Linked DNA regions of Homo sapiens: region 1 is linked to region 2. Evidence: chromatin loops called from intact Hi-C (ENCODE). Cell type or tissue: natural killer cell. All regions are shown on one strand.

Region 1 (8,000 bases), 170 kb after region 2:
TTACAGACGTGAGCCACCGCATCTTGCCTACTGTTATTTTTTGAAGAAAAAAAAATTTGTGTATAAGTAAACATCTGAAAATACTTTTTCCTTTATTCCACCCATAATAAATATGCACACACCAATTCCAGAAATGAAATTTTAAAATAATTTTGTAACTTTCTTTTATGCACTCAGTTTCATTCAGCAGTACAAGAGTACTAACAAAAGTACTTTTTTAATTAATTTTTCTCATATGAGAATGGAGAAAATAATATACCTAGAAGAAAATTAATAATTTTATATCTAACAAGTCTAGTTTTGTTATAAAACAAGGCCTCTTGACAACATATAACAGACAAGCGACCAGGCACGGTGGCTCACACCTGTAATCCCAGCATTTTAGGAGGCCAAGGCAGGCAGATCACATGAGGCCAGGAGCTTGAGACCAGCCTGGCCAACATGGCGAAAACTCATCTCTACTAAAATTAAAAAACTTAGCCGGGCATGGTGGCTCACACCTGTAATCCCAGCACTTTGGGAGGCTGAGGTGGGCGGGTCACGAAGTCAGGAGATTGAGACCATCCTGGCCAACATGGTGAAATGCCATCTCCACCAAAAATATTAAAAAAAATTAGCTGGGCGTGGTGGCACGTGTCTGTAGTCCCAGCTACTTGGGAGGCTGAGGCAGGAGAATCACTTGAACCCAGAAGATGGAGGTTGCAGTGCATCAGGATCGCACCACTACACTCCAGCCTGGGCGGCAGAGCAGATTGCGTCTCAAAAAATAAAAATAAAAATTAGCCAGGCATGGCGGTGCACGTCTGTAATCCCAGCTACTCAGGAGGCTGAGGCAAGAGAATTGCTTGAACCCGGGAGGTGGAGGATACAATGAGCTGAGGTCGCGCCACTGCCCTCCAGCCTGAGTGACAGACCAAGACTCTGTCTGAAAAAAACAAAAACAAAAACAAACAAAAACAGACAAGTAATATCAAACAAAAAAAAAATGGAAGCAATATGGTATGAAGTAGAAAAAAAGTTCCATTCTCCCAAAACAATGCATTTAAATTAGTTCTGAAATAACTTCTCCTAACTATCCATAATACGATGCTAAAGAAATTTGTGTTATTTGTTCTCATTTTGAACACCATTTTTGTGTGTGTTTGTTTTTTGAGAGGGAGTCTTGCGTGTCGCCCAGGCTGGAGTGCAACAGCACGATCTCGGCTCACTGCAGCCTCTGCCTCCCAGGTTCCAGCGATTCTCCTGCCTCAGCTTCCCCAGGTAGCTGGGATTACACGCACAACACCTTGCCCAGCTAATTTTTGTATTTTTAGTAGACACGGGGTTTCACCCTGTTGGCCAGGCTGGTCTCGAACTCCTGACCTCAGGTAATCCTCCCACCTCAGCCTCCCAAAGTGCTGGGGTTACAGGCATGAGCCACTGTACCCGGCCTGAACACATTTATTAATATATTCCCCATTCATAATTATGCTTTCAAATAAATTTTAAGGCCAGGCACAGTGGCTCACGCCTGTAATCCTAGCACTTTGGGAGGCCAAGGAGGGCAGATCACTTGAGGTCAGGGGTTCAAGACCAGCCTGGCCAACATGGTGAAACCCCGCCTCTACTAAAAATACAAAAATTAGCCCAGGCGTGGTGGCACATGCCTGTAATTCCAGCTACTCAGGAGGCTGAGGCAGGAGAATCCCTTGAACCCAGGAAGTGGAGGGTGCAGTGAGCTGAGATTGCACCACTGCACTCCAGCCTGGGTGACAGAGTGAGACTCCGTCACAAAAAATAAATAAATAAATTTTAAAACAAAAGTAGTATTAAATCTTGTCAAATCTTGTAAACAGGTATTACTATCTAGCTTCCGCCACATAATTTTTTTCTTAAATTAAAAAAAAAAAAAAATGTGTTGAACTGGGTGTGGTGGCATAAGCCTGTAGTCCCAGCTACTTAGAAGGCTGAGACAGGAAGATCACTTCAGCCTAGGAGTTTGAGGCTGCAGTGCACTATAATTTTGCCTGTGAATAGCCACTGCACTTCAGCCTGGGCAACATAGCAAGACTTCATCTCTTAAAAACAAAAGTGAACTCATGCTTTTAATTACCCTAGCATGCAACCTAATAATGCTATTAACCCAAACTAAAATACAACATCAAAACATTTCTCCATATCAAAACTGAACTCTACTATTCTATCGTTTAATTGAATCTCTAGATTCACTTTGGTGTAGAGAGACTATAATAGTGAATTTTTTTCTTGCAAAGTATTCTGACAGGTATAATGTGATCATCATTTACATGATCCAAGATTAGGCTGATAATAAAAAGGAATTAGTTCAAAACACCAGCCTTAGAATCCCTCAGTACGTGTTTCCTTTATAAAAGTAACTACATTATATTTGTAGTGGCCTATGAGGATTTTGATAATCTCTGCAGCTTAGATGCTGAATGAAATGCATTCAATGATTCAATAAATACTTATTGTGCTCTGATTATGTGCCAGGCATCCTACAGCTTGAGAAACAGAGATGAATAAGGCACACTGGGTTCCTGTTTTCTTGGTCTTCATATCACAATGGTTGGCAGGCAGACCACAAACAAGTAAAAAATAAAAATATTCAAGATCACTTCAGATGATAATAAGTGTTGTGAAAGAAATCCAAAGGGTGACATGCAGGGGAAAACTTTATAAGGCGTGATCAAGGACAGTATCTCTTGAGGGGGAGATGCAATCTGAAACTTTGGGTCAGAAAATTCCAGTTGGAGGAAATATCTAACATATATTGAATCATTTCCTTAGGTCAGTGGTCCCCAGCCTTTTTGGCACCAGAGCCCGGTTTCGTGGAAGACAATTTTTCCACAGACAGTGGGGGATGGAGATGGTTTTGGGATGAAACTGCTCCACCTCCGATCATCAGGCATTCGTTAGATTCTCAAAAGGAGTGTGAAATCTAGATCCCTCACATGCGCAGTTCACAATAGGGTTCAGGCTCCTATGAGAATCTAATGCCGCTGCTGATCTGACAGGAGGCGGAGCTCAGGCAGTAACGCTCCCTCACTCTCCGCTCACCTCCTGCTGTGCGGCCCAGTTCCTAGGAGGCCACAGACCATGCCCTGGGGTTTGTGGACCCCTGCCTTGGGTGATATCCCATTATTTTTGTACCCAGAAACCCCTAAGACACACTGTAAACCATGATCAAATATATTTCTACCCTTTGTCCATTGGCTTCAACTGTGGTCCTCTAGGTTTGATCCTAGAATAGATATGATGATCGTGTGCAAAGTGTTCAATATGCTGACTCACCTTCATTTGCACTCTAGCAACCTTGGCTAATGAAGAATCATTTGGGGAATATTAGATACCATTTTGACCCTTAATTTATCCTTCATTCTCAGGGACTTTGAATTAATTTTGAAAAACTAGTGTTGAAATGTAAGGTTAGGATCTCAAAATTCTTTGTTAGTCTACTAAAGAATCATTTTTTTCCGTCAATTAGCCTCTTAAATTCACATTAGCCAGACATGGTGGTGGACCCTGTGGTCCCAGCTACTTCAGAGGCTGAAGCAGGAGGATCACTTAAGCCCTTGAGGTTGAAATTACACTGAGCTATGATCGTACCACTCCACTTCAGCCTGGGCAACACAGCAAGACCCTGTCTCTAAAGAATAATAATAATAAATTAATAATTTAAAAAACATTATGTTGAAGTCTGGCCAGTTCAATGACTGGAAAAGCAACCATGATATCTTGTATTTATAGAGTCCTGTTTCCAAGTAACCATCCATGAAGCAGCTTAAGACTATCCACAGTAGCTTCCCACCCATGACAGCAGTGATTCTGCCCATAAACTAGCTGGTTTACCCAAGATTCCATCAGAGGCCCTCTAGCTCCCACAAAGATTTCATTAAAAGATATCAATAAAATCTAAACTATTTTATTTTTGGCAAAAGTCTTTTGGTAAAAGGCATTTTTGGTAAAATATCTATTTCATACTTTATTCTTGCTCTTCAAACTTCCAACATATTTGTTATTCTTCTAGCTGCTGAGAGTCTTATTGTTTTGCTGAGAAAATAAATAGAGGCAATCAGAAAAGAGCTTCCAAAGACTACATCAAAAAACATGTCCCCGTGAGCACCTAGAGGCCTCCCCATAATTTCTAAAAAAAAAAATCCTACAAGTTTATTTTTAGAGTCTGTTTGCCTCCAGTCTTAGGTCCATACATGTTAACCTTGATATACTCAATTGATCTAGACACAAGCCCAACCCTTACCCACGCTTCTACCAAAAAATAAAATAAAGTAAAATAAAAAATTAGTTGCATCAAGTACTTAGCCAGCTCAGTCATTTTAGCAAAGGCTTGTGCGGGAGGATGGAGAGGAAGAGTCACGTTGAGAAGATGTTCTCTGATTGGCTCCAATGCTCCTCCCCTCCCAGGCCCTCTGGACGCCCTTGCAAGTTACAGCCAAATTGCTCCCTTTGTCTCAGAAACATTCCGCCCACACCCTGGCCCCTCCTGGGATCTCTTCTACTTTAGAAGCTCTTATCAGGGTATTTTTCAGAGTAATTACATTTCCCTTTCTGAAGGAATTCTGGTGCCAACTGTTAATAAAATAACATTCCTCCTCCTTATTACATGGGATGCACCAATTTTTATCCTGGAGCAGCTTCCAGTGTTAGAATAGACAGCAGGAGATTTCATGTATTTTAGAGCTTAGTAAACTTAACTTTTACCAAAAATAAAATAGTTTAAAAACAAAATGGAGCCGCAGGGAGGAGTACTTAGAGGGGCGGAGCTAACAAGTGGTTTTCCACGTTTGCTCAAAGTGGGGGCTGTTGATGTGTGTGGTTTGTCACCGCAGGCTTCCAGAGCCAAGTTACATAAAAGAGCAGTCCCTTTCACTTTCTAAAGGATTGTATTTTGCTGCAAACTGTGACCATGCATAATGAGCTTTTGATACATTTCTTTTAAAGTGCATGGTATAACCATAGGGTTTTGCATTTTCGGGTCCTCCCCTCTTAATTGAAGGACTGGCACACACAAGATGACATCACAAATTCCTTAGTTTCATTAAAAACAGTGACTACTCTATCCACTTAAGTTATGAGAATTGCTTTTCTAAAGGAAATACATTTATCGGGAGCCACAGAAATTTTCTAAATATAGGGTAGCTTCCTGAAACAGTAGAAGCAAGTGCCTTCAGGACAGTTTATTTATATAATTTAATGGAATTTGATTCCTTTGAAATTGGCAAGTAAATATAAGTAAAGGGAAAGCTGTCTGTTATTTTTTATGGAAGTATTTCATGAAGATCTTAGGTTTCATATCATTACACATTCCTTGGCTCAGTTGATAATGGGCACGTAAACTACTTTATGCAATTGAAAGGGGTATACTTTTCACATAATTTGGGGGTGTGATTATTATTCAAATATATGTGCCTAATTATTACAAACACCCTTAGAATTAATTTATCTGGGCCAGTATTTTCATGATTAAATCCCTCCCCCAATCCTTTCTTGACCCCTGCTTGGTAATTAAATCACATTTTATTATAACAGTGCTTCTTAATAAGACAGTCAATTCTTGCAGTGTCCCTGCAATAAAATGCTCTTCCAGAGCACAGTCTGCACCATCTAGATGATTTCTACAGCCAGTACCAAAGGGCCATTTGTCCCAGGCAGGCATTGAATGACCGTACCCTTTTTAAAGCAGTTCTCCTTAGCAAATGCCCAGTTTATGAGGCCTTTCTACTAAGGGAGGAGACCACCCCTCATATTTTCTTATGCCCAATTTCTGCCTCCAAAGAAAGAAGAAGTAAAAACTAAAAGGCAGAAATGAAATCCACAGTCAGACAGCCCTGCGCCACACCCTGGGCCTGGTAGTTAAAGATTGACCCCTGACCTAATCGGTTATGTTATCTATAGATTACAGACATTGTGTAGAAAAGCACTGTGAAAATCCCTGTCCTGTTATGTTCCGTTCTAATTACCGGTGCATGCAGCCCCCAGTCACATACCCCCTGCTTGCTCAATCAATCACAACCCTCTCATGCAGACCCCCTTAGAGTTGTGAGTCCTTAAAAGGGACAGGAATTGCTCACTCGGGGAGCTCTGTTTTTGAGATGTGAGTCTTGCCGATGCTCCTGGCCAAATAAAGCCCTTCCTTCTTTAACTCGGTGACTGAGGGGTTTTGTCTGTGGCTCGTCCTGCTACATTTCTTGGTTCCCTGACTGGGAAGCGAGGTGATTAACAGAAGGTCAAGGCAACCCCTTAGGCGGCTTAGGCCTGCCCTGTGGAGCATCCCTGCAGGGGACCCCAGCCAGCTTGAGTGACGTGGATCCTGAGAGCGCTCCCAGGTAGGCAATTGCCCCAGTGGAACACCTAGTCAGAGTGGTGCATGGCAGGCCCCTGCAGAGGATCAACACAGTGGCTGAACACCAGGAAGGAACTGGCACTTGGTGTCCGGACATCTGAAACTTGGTAAGACTAGTCTTTGGAACTTGCACACTCCTTTGGAGTGGAAGCGTGGCCTGATAACCCACGGCATGCCTGTACCAGCACTTTGGTTTTTGTTTTTGACTTGACTTGGATTGCTTGATACTTTGGTTTTGGTTTTGACCTGGCTTGGATTGCTTGATACTCTGATTTTGGTTTTGATTCTGGTTTGGTGTAAACTGTAAAAGTGTGTGTGTACCCTTTTTACCCATTCTTTGTTTTGTGGTGTGCGTGTGGTGTGAACTTGGTGTTTTGCCTCAAGGAAGCATGGGTCAGGCACAAAGTAAGCCCACCCCACTAGGAACTATGTTGAAAAATTTCAAGAAAAGATTTAAGGGAGACTATGGAGTACTATGACACCAGGAAAACTTAAAACTTTGTGTAAGATAGACTAGCCAGCATTACAGGTGGGTTGGCCATCAGAAGGAAGCCTGGATAGGTCCCTTGTTTCAAAGGTATGGCACAAGGTAACCTGTAAGCCAGGGCACCCAGACCAGTTCCCGTACATAGACACTTGGTTACAGCTGGTTTTAGACCGCCCCGCCACAGTGGCTGAGAGAACAGCAGCATAAGCGGCTAGCAGAGGCAAGGAAAGACCAGCAAAGAGAGAGAGAGGAAGAGACAGAGAAACAAAGAGGGAGTCAAGAAAAGAGAGAAAGAGAGAGAGAGGCAGAGAGAGAGGAAGAGACAGAGGCAAAAGGAAAGTCAAAAAGAGAGAAAGAACAAAAGAAAGAGAAAGAAAGAGAAAGAAAGAAAGAAAGAAAGAAAAAGAAAGAAAGAAAGAAGAGAAAAGAAAGAAAGACAGAAAGACACAAGTAGTTAAGGAAAAAAAAGTGTACCCTATTCCTTTAAAAGCCAAGGTAAATTTAAAACCTATAATTGATAATTAAAGGTGTTTGCTGTAACCCTATAACACTCCAATACCACTTTGTTGTCAGTGTAAACCAGGGCATATCCTGAAAGCACTGAGGCCTTCCTATCAACAATCCTTAACCCAGTAACCCACAGATGGCCCAAATGCATTCAATCTGTAGCAGCAACTGCTTTGCTAACAGAAGAAAGTAAAAAAATAACTTTTAGAGGAACCTCATTGTAAGCACACCTCACCAGTTCAGAAGTATCCTAAAAAAAAAAAAAAAAAAAAAAAAAAAAAAAAGATGGTTTAACATTAACCACTGAAAATTGCCTTAACCCAGCAGGTTTCCTAACAGGGGATCTAAATCTTAATTACCATACAAAGGTCCAACCAGACCTAGGAGGAACTCCCTTCAGGATAGGACCATAGATGGTTCCTCCCAGGTAATTAAAGGAAAAAAAAAGCCATCTGTACCAATTCTAAGTTAATTTGGACTAAACAAGGTCTTATTAATAGCAAAGGATAATTGAAATCCCAAACTTACAAGGTTTTCAACAAAAGTAAAGTTTGCTAAAAGTTAACCATGTAACATGTATTATAGTAACTTCTAATCTTGTGGCGTTAGATAGTCTGGTCCACAGACATAAAGGAAGTTCACTTT
Region 2 (8,000 bases):
CTCATCTATAAAATGCAAATGATAATAATACCTACCTGATAATGTTGCTACGAGATTAAATGACATAATGCATACAAAATACTTACATGGTACTGTAAGTATACGTGGTAAGTAAGTATACACGGTACTGTATAGGGGCAAATGCCAAATAAATAGTAATAATGTTAGTAGTGGCAACAGCAATAATAGTAGAAGTGGCAGCAGCCACAGTAATATGTGGCTTGTAAACCTAAGGAGGCAATTTTTAAAATATGTAGCCTCCCAACTAGCAACTTTCAATAACTGCACCAATTTGCATGTGTATTCTGACATATTTTTAATCTTGTTTTTTTGTTTCTTAACCCATTCTTATTTAAACTCAGATGGCACATATTTTCCAAAGAGTTCCCTCCAGTCAGTGAAGAATATTCAGAGAGGCAGCTTCTGTACCAGTGGTTTAAAATTATTGTACCAATACATTAGAATTCATGAAGATGCTCTATTATCTAGACATGTCAAATTATATGTCTTGTTAATTCACAATAAAGATGTATCAAGCAAATGCCGATCATTTTCTAAAAACTGCTAAAACAGATTAAATCAGTCACTGACTAAAATAGATCTACTCAATCAATATATAATTATTGACCATAAATTTTGGGCTGTATGGTCTGGTCTCTGGGGTAACAACCAGAGATATACGGATGAACCAAACAGATATAGCAGACCAACAGGAAGTTCTTGGATTCTCGAAACTACTTCCAGCTAAGGGACACACACACACAAATACATAGGGCACCTCTGGAAGAACACTCAATACACTAGCAATAGTGATTGTCTCTGGGGAGCAATTATTTAATACTACTTTGAACTGTTCAAGTTACCTTATGCATGCGTTACCTTTTCAAAAAGTAAATAGAAGTTAAAAATTTAAACTTTTATATACAACAAAAAATGGAGTAGTTTCTTCAAACCTGCTATGCTGATTCACATCTATTTTAATGATGTGAAATATCTGTGCTTACCTCTTCACTTAGAAAATTAAATCATTCACTACAATATAATACTGTTATTGATCCCAGTCCATTAATTACTCCTAATTTCCCTTGTAAGCACATAATAACAGCTGTGCAACCCATCAGTCCACATGCCACGGTGATGGCCTGTTGAAATGCTTTGCTAAAGAATTTGGTCATGGAGGGGTTATCAGGATATTGTCATCTTTCTGGGTAACCATTTCCAAAGCTGGTGAGCAGAGTCTAAAGCCAACTCAGCATAGCCATCCAGCATCCTCCTCATCCATCAGCTGCATGTCTTCCCAAGGTGCTAAGCAATGACCTTCCTCCATGAACACTGAGGCTCATTTTCTTCTTTGAGGCTCATTGCTATGTTCTCAACTCCAGAGAGTAGTATGTCCTTCAGGTTTAAACTTGCCAAAAAAAAATCCATAAATCAATCAGCAAACATTTATAAATCATCTCCCACATTCAAGGTACTGTGATGGATGTTTCAGGGATGTCAAGAAATATAAAATGTGGTTTCTAAACTCTAAGAGTTTATTGTCTAGTTAGAGAACTAAAACACATAAAAATTCAAAACATGGAACCATACAAGTAGAATACTAAAAGTACCAAATTAAGAGGTTAAGGGGGAAGAGGCAATAATATTTATCAAATGGCTGTGCACTGTGCTAGGTGCTTCACATGTCCATTTCACTTAATCATCCTTCCAGTTCCACTTTGAATTCCATTTTATAGACTTGGAGGTGAAGAAAGTTGCCTAAAATCACACAGATGATCATGGCAGGGCTTGCGTTTAAATTAAAGTAAGCCTGATTCCAAGGCCCTGCTCTTCTGACTCAAGCTTTGTCTTCCCAATATATACCACGATCCCCGTAGAAAATAAGTGCTCTAAGGATTAATTGAAACAAGTTATCACTTTGAATGGTAGCATAAGGCATCATGAACAGGATGTGAAATTTGAGAAAAGCTTTTAAACAGGTTAAAAACCCAAGGATGAGTAGAATGTTATAAGGTAAAAGGAAGGAAGAAAAATCTATTTCCATCTGTAAGAAAGTGCCTGTACTACAGTGTAGAGATGGAAGAGCCCAAGCTGGTGAGACGACCATTCTGTGTTGTGCCTGATCTGGTTACCTGCTCATCTCAGTACAGGTATACAGCATGGTCCTGGAAGTGCAGAGGTGCTTTAGGGACCAGCCAACCCATGAATAAGTGGGCTCTTCTTGGGAGGCAGTATTCCTGCACATACAATAGGAAAGGCATGGGCCAAACATCTCCAAGCCTTATATCTTCTCAGGGATTCTTGGTGTATGTCAGTGGCCCATCATACAAGACCAACAATTTTACTTAATTATAGGTAATGAATATATTAAAATGAACATATAGATATTTTGGAGTAGAATCCAGCATTAACATGGATTTTGTTAGTACAAGGTATTAATGTAATGCCATGCTTGTAATGGGCCCCATGAGCTCTGGCCCAGACGGCTGGGATTCATAGTTTGTACTCCTCTCCCATTAGGGGTTTCTCAGGGTGAGGACTGAGAGGTGCTGATATGGAGGAGACACACATGTGGCATAGCACATGATATTGTGGAGGCAAAAAGAGAGGAAAAGAGGGTCTATAATGGCCCTCCAGATCTCCATGTTCTGATGTCTGTTGTCATCCATACTCTCGTGTTGTTTGTTTCTTGCCTTGACTAATGAATAAAGTTCTCATTAGGAACACTCCATGCGTTACTAGGTCCTCATAGTCATCTTCGGCTTTGCACTTTGTCTCATATCCCACATCTGATCCATCAGCAAATCCTGTTGTCTCTACCTTGTAAGTGTACCCAGAATCCAACAGCGTCCCCACCTGTACTGCCAACACCCCATCCCAATGTTCACTGTCACTCCCCTGCTTCATCGCCACCGTGGCCTCCCAGTTGGCATCCCTACCTCTGCCCTTGCCTGAGAGAGTCTACTCTCCACAGCAGCCGGGGTGCTCATGTGATAACATGCATCACATCATGAGGCTGCTCTGCTCCATGCCCCCAGGAACAGGCTATCCCCCTCAGAGTAAAAGCCCAGGACCTCCAAATCCCCTGCAAGGCCCCACCGGTCCTTTCCAACCACCCCATCTGTCCTCCCTTCTCTCACCATTACCCAGCCACATTGCCTGTTTACTGTTTCTGAGGAAGTCATCTATCTCCCTCCTCAGGGCTCTTGTACATTCTGTTTGTTTTCCCTGACACGCCCTTCCTCAGATATCCCTGTGGCATTACCCTTTCCATCTCTAGACCTTGGCTCAAGTGTCACTTTTTCAGGGAGACCTTCCCTAACCATCCCCAACATGCTCTGCTATCTGCTCTGCTATCAACATCTGACAATCCACTTATTAAACATGTTTATTGCCTGCTTCCCTCTACCAAAATGTCAGTTCCATGAGGGTGAGGATTGTTATTTCACTCATTCCCAGCTCCTTGAGCAATGCCTGATGCATCTTTGGCATGCAACAAATAATAGTCGAATAAATTCATCTACCTGGTAGTCCTTGGCTGGAAAAAGTTTTTGATTTTTTGTCTTTATAAAGCAAAGATGAAACTAAACTACCTGCCAAAAAGACAAAGAGAAATTGCATTTAAATAAAACTTAAAACAAGTTGCAGAATTTGCATAGTATAATCTCATTTTCAGTTTTTAAATTGTATGTGTGGGTATATATTATTGAACACTAACTGCATGCTAGCAGCTTGATAAACGGACTATACATGAGCTATGTACTATACTCATATAAATGTTCATAATTGCATAATAAAAGCACTGGAAAACACGTACCAAACTGTTAGCAAGTGGGAGTGAGGTTTGAGGGACTTGAGAGAAGACTAGCTTTTACTTTACACCATTCTTCATTAATTGAATGCTTTACAATGGAAATATTTTATAAATACAAAAAGAAAAACATCTGAAGAAACTCAATATCAGCGCCATTTCTACTGAAAATTTTTCATCTTGCAGTTTTAACTTCTCACAGAATCCTTTCCTTTGGACTTGAGGCCTCTGAACCTGTGCTAATTGCACTCTGTCAGGAATTCGTCCTTGGCGACCATAGAAAATATTACAGGTGTCTGTGCTACCCAGAAAGCAAAGGGTTGTGGTGCTTTCTTTTTTCCTTTGAGTTACATTGCGACTGGCACAGTTATGAAATGAGAAATGTTACACACAAGATTGCCACAATCCCCATTTTTGGCTTATCTTTATGTCCCATACATTCTTTTAAGATTTCTATCGCCTCAGTATTGTCGATTTCCACATCCACAGCCTAACAACGTGGTGCAATCGCCCTTTGCGACGCCGCAGACCAACAGACGGATGCTGCCCTGCTGCAGTTTCACAGCACACCGGGTCTTTCCGCTTCAGCTGGACAGAGGCCCAGCCAGGCCGTAGGGAGGATTCCGAAGGTCTCTCTGCAGAGGACCGGCCTCTCAGACCGAGAAGGCTCCACCCAGGCAGGAAAGGACACTGTATGTGGGGCAGTCGGCCTGGGCCCCATGGCTCGTGTTTGTTGCTGAATTGGGCAACGTGGGCTGCGGTTCACAGGGCAACAGAGACTTCACCACCTAACACATCGGGGCTGGTGCAGCTGAGGAGGGCTGCTTCTGCCTCTTGGTGACCACGCCCTTTCCCAGGCTGGGCCCACAGGAAGTCTGGCCGGGAAGGGAGGAGGCACTGCAAGCTGTGGGAACCACACCGGCTCCTTCACTGCTGACAAAGATCTACTCCACCCCCACCGAGAAACTAGCTCAGAACCAGCTTTCCTCCTCCTCCGCAGCCCTCATGCCCTGAATGGCTGACTTGGGGGATGTTTACACTCATTTTTTTCATACTTAAGGGGGTGTGGGTGCCAGATCAACTTGCTCACCACTCAGACCGCACACAAGAAGCCTTATGTTGAAACTTGTTCAACCTCCAGTAACCAAGTCATGCAAGTGGAGAAAACTAGATAGCATTGCACACACACATATACATACACAGGCATATATAGACACATATATATCCATATATATGTGTTTATGTGTGTGTGCAATTATCTTTATACATATATTTAAAAATTTTATATATATATATACACACACACATATATATATAATTTTAATGCTAATAATGCTTGCCAAATGCTTGGTTTCAGTTGACTGCTGGTGGAGTGTACAACCTTGGTACAACCTCTCTGAAAGGCAATTTGACAACAGATATCAAAAGCCTTAAAGGTTTTCATATCCACAGTAATTCCACTTCAAGAATTTAAAGAAACATAAAATGTATATACAAGGTTGTTCCTTCTAAGGTTACAGCTACAAGTATAGACTACTTTAAAGCCATTCAAAATAATCTTTTGGAAGGTTTTTAAGGGGATAAAAAAGTCACCATAATAAATGAAAAGCCCTACATTTATATAAAAATGGGCATAGTCTCACATAAAAATATGTGTGTGCATATGTATCTATGCATGTGAGTGTTTCTGTGTACATAGAGAGAAGGAGCACTTCCTTTCTCTTGAACTACCCTCTGCCCTTGGTTTCCAATCACTGCATTCTTTCCTAGTTTTCTTCCTAGTCCACTGGCTGCTCCTTTGTTCTCCCATATTGCATCCTTCTCCTCTTCCCAACCAATCCATATTAGAGGGCTCAACCTCTGTCCTCAGACCTCCTGGCCATCTACATGTCACTCCTGAGACCATCTCCCCTACATCCTCTCTATGCTGATAATCCGCCAGATAAAATCTCCCTGCCTGTCCTCTTCCCCTAAGCTCCCGACTAGAAATCCTCACTCAGGTGTGAAATTCTTACTTGGCCTTCTTATATCCAAAATGGAACTTTTGATTTCCATTGCTGTCTCCTCCCCCTCACACACACACACACACCTGCTTCCGTCTCATTGTTTCCCATCTCAGTAAATGGATCATCATTTCACAAGAGATGGGACTAGAAACCAGGGCATCATATGCTTGATGCCTTCCTTCTTCTCTCATACCTTACATCCAACCCATTAGTAGCAAGTCCTGTTGTCTCTATGTTCAAAATATGCACCAAATCCAGCCCCTCTCCTCATCAGCACTGCCCACTCCTCTGCCACCAGCATCTCTCCCCCAGACTTCTATGAGAGCCTCCCCGTTAGTCTCCCTGAATTCACACTGCCCGCCTACAATCTGTTCTCCATAAAGCAACTAATGATCCTTTTATAAAATAAATTACATCAGAAGGCATGAAACCTATAAACAAAATGTTAAAAGTTATCCAGGAATGATGAGATTATGGGCTGTTCTTATTTTATTCTGTCTGCTTCTCTACTATTTGTCACATTTCTAACAATAAACACATTTCACTTTTACCAGTAAGAAATCAAAATGTTGTTTTGAAAAAACAAAATTACAGGTTTCAGGTTGACAGGGTAGGAGTTTAGCTTCCATGAATCAGCCCTGACAAACCAATACCAAGCAAGCTACAGAGCAGTAATGAGTTCCCAACCTCCAAAGGCAGCAGCAAGAAGCAAGGAAGAATGTCCTAAACCAAGACAGCAAATACATGGCACTTGTGATGCCACTTCTGCCTCGTATACACATAACTGACATCACTAAATGACTGGCACCATTGCCAGCTGAGCCTGGATGCAGCCTCATATCCTTCTCAACACAGAGACAGCCACTATCATTCAATTAGGGTTGACACTTACATATTTACCATCTGTAATAAGCATTCTATCTCAGGATTGTGGAGTTAAATTTTTATGCTCCTTTATAAAAGAATATAATGCACTCAATATTTTCAAGTTACTTTTACATCTAAAATCTCATATACCTTCACAAAACCTCAGAAGGTAGGAAGAGCAGGTATTTTTTTAATTTTTATTTTTACTTTAAGATCTGGGGTACATGTGCAGGATGTGCAGGTTTGTTACATAGGTAAATGTGTACAATGGTGGTTGGCTGCACCTATCAACCCATTACCTAGGTATTAAGCCCAGCATGCATTAGCCATTTTTCCTAATAAGAGCAGATATTTTTACCCCCCTTTTAATAGAATTGAGGGCCACAACAGTTAAAGTCACACAGCAGAGCCCTGGTCTCCTCATGGCCACACTCCCCTGTGCTTTTCTGTGGTTCCCATAAACCTCTGCAGGCTCTGAAAGAGGTCAGAACCTCACATCCCAGCAGAGGTAAATGTAGGGGCCAAGGATAGCACCAAACCTGGACAGAGATGGGCCACAAGTGATGCATAGTCCGTTACTATTGACAACTTTGAAAATAAATAGTGAAGACACAGATGAAGGGACATTCACAAATTTCATAACAAAAGCCATCATCCTCTTCAGGGGCAGGACCTCTAGAAGCCAAACATGTTTGTTGGTCACCATAGCAACCATGAACTGCCTGCCACCCCTCCATTTGACCTATTCTGAAGTAGCTTTTTTTAAGGACTCCCAAGCCTGCAAAGAACAGATTGCTCAATTGGCTTTAGCATCTTTTCACCCTTTGCTGTTCCCTTCTCTGCGGTTGTACACAGGTTCAATGCCCAAGAAAAATGAAGTATCCACATGACCGCCATGAAGCAGAATTCAAATTTCCACTGCTGTCCCATCTGCCTGAAGTAAGCCGCTTACTCCATAAGCCACTAAGCAATTAATTGCTGTCAGAGATAGTTTGACCCCTGTCCTTGGCAAGCCAATTCATGAAACTCCTAGGGCAGGAAATAAGTGGAGAAAACTCATATTCCCAAAGGAATGGGTGTGGTGCTCTCAAACAGAAAAGACTGTCAGGAAGATTCCTTTCTGTAACATACAGGACCACGTGGCAACATCAGCAATTGGAGAAGTTTGTCTTCTCTTCAGTCCCTGCTTTGACTTCCTTCCCCTCACACATACACCTCACCCTCCCATTGATTGCTCCACCTGCTCCCCACCCCCCTAAGGCATTCTCTGCCTCCCCTCTTCAGATACCCCCAAAGGTTGGATCCTTTATATTATT

What was found. A loop is a pair of places that touch in the nucleus more often than their neighbours do. Peaks named below come from ENCODE experiments on the same cell type or tissue, not always from the same donor. Only the 100,000 strongest peaks of a DNase experiment are listed, where the experiment ranks them.
Region 1: it touches region 2 in a loop (4-fold over the local background); 15 of 110 quality-filtered maps call a loop at or near these places.

What each region holds. Positions count from the first base shown.
Region 1 is chr12:68,534,488-68,542,487 of GRCh38, forward strand. No RefSeq gene overlaps it. Among named protein-coding and RNA genes, the nearest start is that of RAP1B, 72 kb to the right of the region's middle. RefSeq lists an enhancer at 4,120-5,082. In natural killer cell, no CTCF peak of the experiment used is centred here; DNase peaks (open chromatin) are centred at 1,944 and 4,834; H3K4me3 peaks cover 480 bases; H3K27ac peaks cover 2,893 bases.
Region 2 is chr12:68,360,729-68,368,728 of GRCh38, forward strand. No RefSeq gene overlaps it. Among named protein-coding and RNA genes, the nearest start is that of MDM1, 32 kb to the left of the region's middle. RefSeq lists enhancers at 3,974-4,496, 4,310-4,569, 4,497-5,018. In natural killer cell, no CTCF peak of the experiment used is centred here; DNase peaks (open chromatin) are centred at 4,733 and 7,383; H3K4me3 peaks cover 849 bases; H3K27ac peaks cover 6,895 bases.